Regions from separate parts of the Homo sapiens genome. Here region 2 is linked to region 1. A link is an interaction called in ENCODE POLR2A ChIA-PET data of the cell type or tissue named here. Cell type or tissue: Panc1. All regions are shown on one strand. Each heading gives the region's core, and the rest is flanking DNA. Links, peaks and the distances in the headings are about the cores only. Region 1 overlaps PLBD1-AS1 (PLBD1 antisense RNA 1). Region 2 overlaps ATF7IP (activating transcription factor 7 interacting protein).

The links. ChIA-PET counts read pairs that join two places held together with the same protein. Peaks named below come from ENCODE experiments on the same cell type or tissue, not always from the same donor. Only the 100,000 strongest peaks of a DNase experiment are listed, where the experiment ranks them.
Region 2: POLR2A ChIA-PET joins it to region 1 with 6 read pairs; 2 of 35 experiments call an interaction of 5 or more read pairs at or near these places.

Annotation. Positions count from the first base shown.
Region 1 is chr12:14,577,451-14,580,372 of GRCh38, reverse strand. The region is part of intron 2 of PLBD1-AS1 (PLBD1 antisense RNA 1); the gene reads right to left. Among named protein-coding and RNA genes, the nearest start is that of PLBD1, 11 kb to the right of the region's middle. In Panc1, for the core only: no CTCF peak of the experiment used is centred there; no DNase peak of the experiment used is centred there.
Region 2 is chr12:14,367,323-14,370,244 of GRCh38, reverse strand. All of the region lies in intron 1 of ATF7IP (activating transcription factor 7 interacting protein), which reads right to left. Among named protein-coding and RNA genes, the nearest start is that of ATF7IP, 3.1 kb to the right of the region's middle. RefSeq lists an enhancer at 2,848-2,922. In Panc1, for the core only: no CTCF peak of the experiment used is centred there; no DNase peak of the experiment used is centred there; H3K4me3 peaks cover 110 bases; H3K27ac peaks cover 1,752 bases.

The sequences.
Region 1 (2,922 bases), core at 122-2,621:
TTTGAGACCAGCCTGGCCAACATGGTAAAACACGTCTTTACTAAAAATACAAAAATTAGGCCAGGCACTGTGGCTCATGCTTGTAATCCCAGCGCTTTGAGAGGCCGAGGCGGGTGGATCACTTGAGGTGAGGTGTTCAAGACCAGCCTGGACAACAAGGTGAAACCCCCTTTCTACTAAAAATACAAAATTAGCCAGGTGTGGTGGTGCCCGCCTGTAATCCCAGCTACTCAGGAGGCTGAGGCAGGAGAATTGCTTCAACCCGGAAGGAGGATGTTGTAGCAAGCCAAGATCACTCCACTGTGCTCCAGCCTGGGCAACAGACAGAGGGAAACTGTCTCAAAAAATATATATATATATAGCTAGGCATGGTGGTGTTTGCCTGTAATCCCAGCTATTCAGAGGCTGTGGCACAAGAATCTCTTGAACCCGGGAGGCGGAGGTTGTAGCGAGCCCAGATCATGCCACTACACTCCAGCCTGGGTGACAGAGCAAGACTGTCCTAAAAAAAAAAAAAAAAAAAAAGGCTGGCCGTAGTGGCTCATGCCTATAATCCCAGCACTTTGGAAGGCCGAGGTGGGTGGATCACTTGAGGTCAGGAGTTTGAGACCAGCCTGGCCAACATGGTGAGCCCCTGTCTCTACTAAAAATACAAAAATTAGCCAGCCATGATGGCAGACACCTGTAGTCCCAGCTACTCAGGAGGTTGAGGCAGGAGAATTGCTTGAACCCAGGAGGCGGAGGTTGCAGTGAGCAGAGATCGCACCACTGCACTCCAGATTGGGTGACTGAGCCAAAAAAAAAAAAGGATTTGTTCAATCAGGAAATCAGGACACCTTCAGACATTTTGCTTACATAAGATGAAATTTCCTGTGGCTATTTTAAATTTAAAATTTTTAAATGAGAAAACTACTATATTTTTATCATATAATTTTGGAAAATTGGATCCAGGCACAGTTGTGCATAACTGTAGTCCCAGCTACTGGGGAGGCTGAAGCAGGAAGATTACTTGAGCCCAAGAGTTCGAGACCAGCCTGGGCAACAAATACTGACATGTAGTGAAACAAAATCACCCAAAAATCCCAGTACAGAGACATCCATTATAATCTGCTCTCATTATTATTCCCTTTGCTCTAGTAAAACAAATTTGATATGATACAATTGGCAATTCATTCCCACCCCCCCACCTCCAGCCACCATTTTCATTTCATTAAACTTGCAAAAATGTGTCCTTCATATTTAACTATTTTAATTTTGAGACTCTGCTCATAGCATTGTGGTGGAGTTTTGCTGTATGTACACATTTTATCTTAATGGTGTCAATGCAATTTGGCCTTCCCTGCAGTGTTTTTGTTTTTGTTTTTGTTTTTTTAGAGATGAGATCTTGCTCTGTTGCCCAGGCTGGAATGCAGCTGTGCGGTCATACCTCACTGTAGCCTCGAACTCCTGGGCCTAGTATCTGGAACTTCAGGTGCGCACCCCCGTGCCCTGCCAACCACAGTTTTACTTGGTGGAAATTATGCTGACATGAAAAGTAAGTTTCTCTTCCCTGTTCTGTGGCCCGTGCTATGATCTGGCATCAGAACAATGCTCTGATGGCCCCACGCCTCGCAAATTCCTTCTTGAAATCTCCCTCTTTTGCCTCCGCCTGAAGTCCCTTTCTCTTTATTTATTTATTTTAATAATTATTCTTATTTGAGATGGGGTCTCACTCTGTCATCCAGGCTGGAGTGCAGTGGCGCGATCTTGGCTCACTGCAGCCTCTGCCTCCCAGGTTCAAGCAATTCTCCCACCTCAGCCTCCCGAGTAGCTGGGAATACAGGTGTCTGCCATCACACCCGGCTAATGTTTGCATTTTTAGTAGAGACAGAGTTGTTGGCCAGGCTGGTCTCGAGCTCCTGACCACAGATGATCTACCCACCTTGGCCTCCCAAAGTACTGGGATTACAGGCATGAGCCACAGCGCCCAGCCATCCTTTTCTCTTTAAAGAGCTCAAACTGAGTTAAAAAGGCAAGCAAATTATAGGGGAGACATCATGTATTTCTTGCCATCCCTTCCTCCTTCTCTTCACCCATTCTGCCTTCCACCAAGTGCCTTCATACAAGTCTACTTCCCCAGTTTCTTTTCTCAGCACAAATCAACTCCGGCAGATGGATACATGCATTCATCGGACATATCCAAACATGAATCCTAGTTTAGCTTAGCCAAGATCCTACAATTTGCAAGCACGTGGGAGCATTCCCTGCAAGATGAACAATAAGAGGATGGGCTTCCTGGCTGTTTCATATATCGCCCCTTAGTCATTTGTTTTTCACAGCTAATTTTTAAAAACATGACACATTGGCCAGGCGTGGTGGCTCACACCTGTAATCCCAGCACTTTGGGAGGCCGAGGTGGGTGGATCACGAGATCAGGAGTTTGAGACCAGCCTGGCCAACATGGTGAAACCCCATCTCTACTAAAAATACAAAAAAATACTATATATATATATATATATACCTGGCATGGTGGCTCGTGCCTATAATCCCAGCTACTCAGGGGGCCGAGGCAGGAGAATTGCTTGAACCCAGGACGTGGAGGTTGCAGTGAGCCAGGATCGCACCACTGCAACAGAGCAAGACTCTGTCTCAGGAAAAAAAAAAAAAAAAAGACCCATTATTCAATGGGAGTTGTCAGGATGTCAGCAATGTACAAAATCATTGCTTAATTTGTTTGACAATGGAAATGGCCATTATGGTTTTTATGTAACTTTGCTTCTGTTACATAATTCTTGCTGACACGGTGTTTCAACCAAGGTACTTGGTAGCAAGTGTTGTACAGAAAAGGATCTGTAAGTGGTTTATGTGGTCATCAACCACAGCAAAGATTTCATCTGAGCTGTGCTATGAAGAATGTAGCTTGAGAAACACAAAATGTATCAC
Region 2 (2,922 bases), core at 157-2,656, 210 kb after region 1:
CACATAGGAGGCCAGGCGCAGTGGCTCACACTTGTACTCCCAGCACTTTGGTAGGCCGAGGCAGACGGATCACCTGAGGTAGGAAGTTCGAGCCAGCCTGACCAATATGGAGAAACCTCGTCTCTACTAAAAATACAAAATTAGCCGGGCATAGTGGCACATTCCTGTAATCCCAGCTACTCAGGAGGCTGAGGCAGGAGAATCATTTGAACCTGGGAGGCGGAGGTTGCGGTGAGCTGAGATCGTGCCATTGCACTCCAGCCTGGGCAACAAGGGCGAAACTCCATCTCAAAAAAAAAAAAAAATGAACATATGCAGACTTACATAAAATTGTGTATATCAAGGGATCGGTGGAACCCCTAGAGGACAATGGACCCCAGGTTAAATATACCTAGTATATGAATCAGAATTGTTTGCTACCAAAGCAATAAGAAATGGATCAAGTCTATGGAAACTAGATATCTGGAAAAAAATGGAAACTAGCAACTTATCTTAACACACAATATGTCAAAACACAGATATGTCCACATAGATGTAAAAGTATTTTTTAAGTTTATTAAAACTTCCAGAAAAAGTTCTAGTAAAAAATTAACAAAACACATGAACAAGGCTGTGCACGGTGGTTCACACCTGTAATTCTAGCACTGTGGGGGCCAAGGCAGGCAGATCACCTCAGGTCAGGAGTTCAAGACGAGCCTGGCCAACACGGGGAAACCCCGTCTCTACTAAAAGCAGGGCATGGTGGTGCACGCCTGTAATCCGCTACTTGGGAGGCTCAGGTAGCAGAATCGCTGGAACCCAAGAAGAGGTTACAGTGAGCCAAAATCACACCACTGCACTCCAGCCTGTGAGACAGAGCTAGACTCCACCTCAAAAAACAATAATAATAAAATAAAATACAATATAAACATACAATTCACCTTACAACAGGTAATATTTTCTGGGCAGACAAGTGCTGTAGAAATCATAAAGGAAAAAGGAAAGGCAGTACAGGCTGGACATGGTGGCTCATGCTTGTAATCTCAGCACTTTGGGAGGCTGAAGTGGGAAACTCTCTTGACCCCTGGAGTTCAAGACCAGCCTGGGCAACATAATGAGGCTTTGTTTATTAAAAAAAAAAAAAAAAGAAAAAATTAGCGGGGTGTGATATCCTTCACCAGTAGTCTCAGTTACTCCAGTGGTGGGAGAATTGCTTGAGCCTGGGAGGTCGAGGCTGCAGTGGGCAGAGATCACTGCCACTGCACTTTAGCATGCGCAGCAGAGCAAGATCCTATCTCAAAAAAAAAAAGGGGGGCAGTACATTTTACTACATAAAAATGCAAAACTTCTTAACATATACAATCATAAACCACTTAAAAGGTAATTTTAAAATTACTGTGACAAATATTAAAAGCTAAGGACCCCAAAGCCGTAAGTAGCTGTTACCAACAAATAAGAAAAACAGTAACACTCATCATAGAAAAATACACAAAAAGTCAAACAGCTAATTCACAGAAAATGAAAAAAATGCATATATAAAACAATAACAAATTCAACTTCACTAGTTATCAAAAAAAGTTAATGAGCTACTATTTTTCACCCATCTAATTGATGGTGGTATTGAATATGATAAAAAATGCTTTTCAAAAAAAAGTTTTTATCAATTTTGCAAATTACTTTAAAAGTCCTTTGAAAGTAATTTCAAAGAAATATTCTGAGGTATAGTACAAGAACGTTCACTGTAGCATTATTTTTAATAGAGAAATGAGCAAAAAGCAAAACAGGAAACAAAAAATGAAAGGTTTAATAAATCACAGTAAATTCTTCTTAGAGATAACAATAATATGTAACCATTTTAAAATGTGTTTAAAAAGAACATTTGATCATGTGGGATATTATAATAAAGTATCATGCAACCATTTAAAGACATATTTTAGAAGAATAATGAAATGGGAAAATACTCATAACATTAAAAGAGTAGAAATGAAATTATGGTACCAATGAAAAACTAATTAATAAACATTTATAGATTGCTCAATCATGGAAAAGTGAAGTCACAAATCACCAATACCTTTAGAGTGGTTATTTCTAAGCATTGTTAATTAATTTTCAATATTTTCCAAATGTTCTATAATGAATAAGTTTAAAAATATTTAAATACATTTATCACATATGCAAAACCTAATTTAAAGAAAAAATAGTTCTAATTGTTTAATAACTCAAACCTGTCTTTTCTAAACTACATATAAATTTTTAAATTTACAAAACTACAAAGATTTTAAATAACTTCAGTAACTTGGTATTCATTCCTGGAGTAACCTAGTCTTAATATTTATATATGTTGGATATGTGTCAAAATTTTGTGGCATCATAACCACCAAACTAAAATTTTAAAATATACTTGTTATTGACAAAGTACTAATAAACAAATAGTTGGTGTTCAGGCAATTAATTAATCTTATTAAGTTTACATGATTATATCTGCCTTGTAAGAAACATGACAGCAAAATCGTCCCATCAATAAATATGTTCTTCATATTCAAGAGCATTTTCAAATACCTCTTACTACCTTCAATATTAACCTAAAAAGCAATCATCTGTATATTCAAATGAAAACATACGCTTATATACACCAAACTATTTCATTTTTCTGGAAATGTAAAGTGTACCATGCCCTAAGATCAAAGATCAAAGTTCTTTTGTTAACCGAAATATTTATGTGTATGTTCAACTCGAAAATGCCTGAAATAGCATGTGGTAGAAAGGGGCTGCTAGGTAACCACTCCAGAAACATAAAAGGGAGAAAATTACACAACTGCTCTCTAAATATACTTCTGTGTAGAAGACCTCAGAGATCCAAGAATTACATCAGGTCAAATATTCTCTTGAGAAAAAAAGAAGAATCTTTCCTACCTCCATTCTATCTCATATGTGACGTCATTT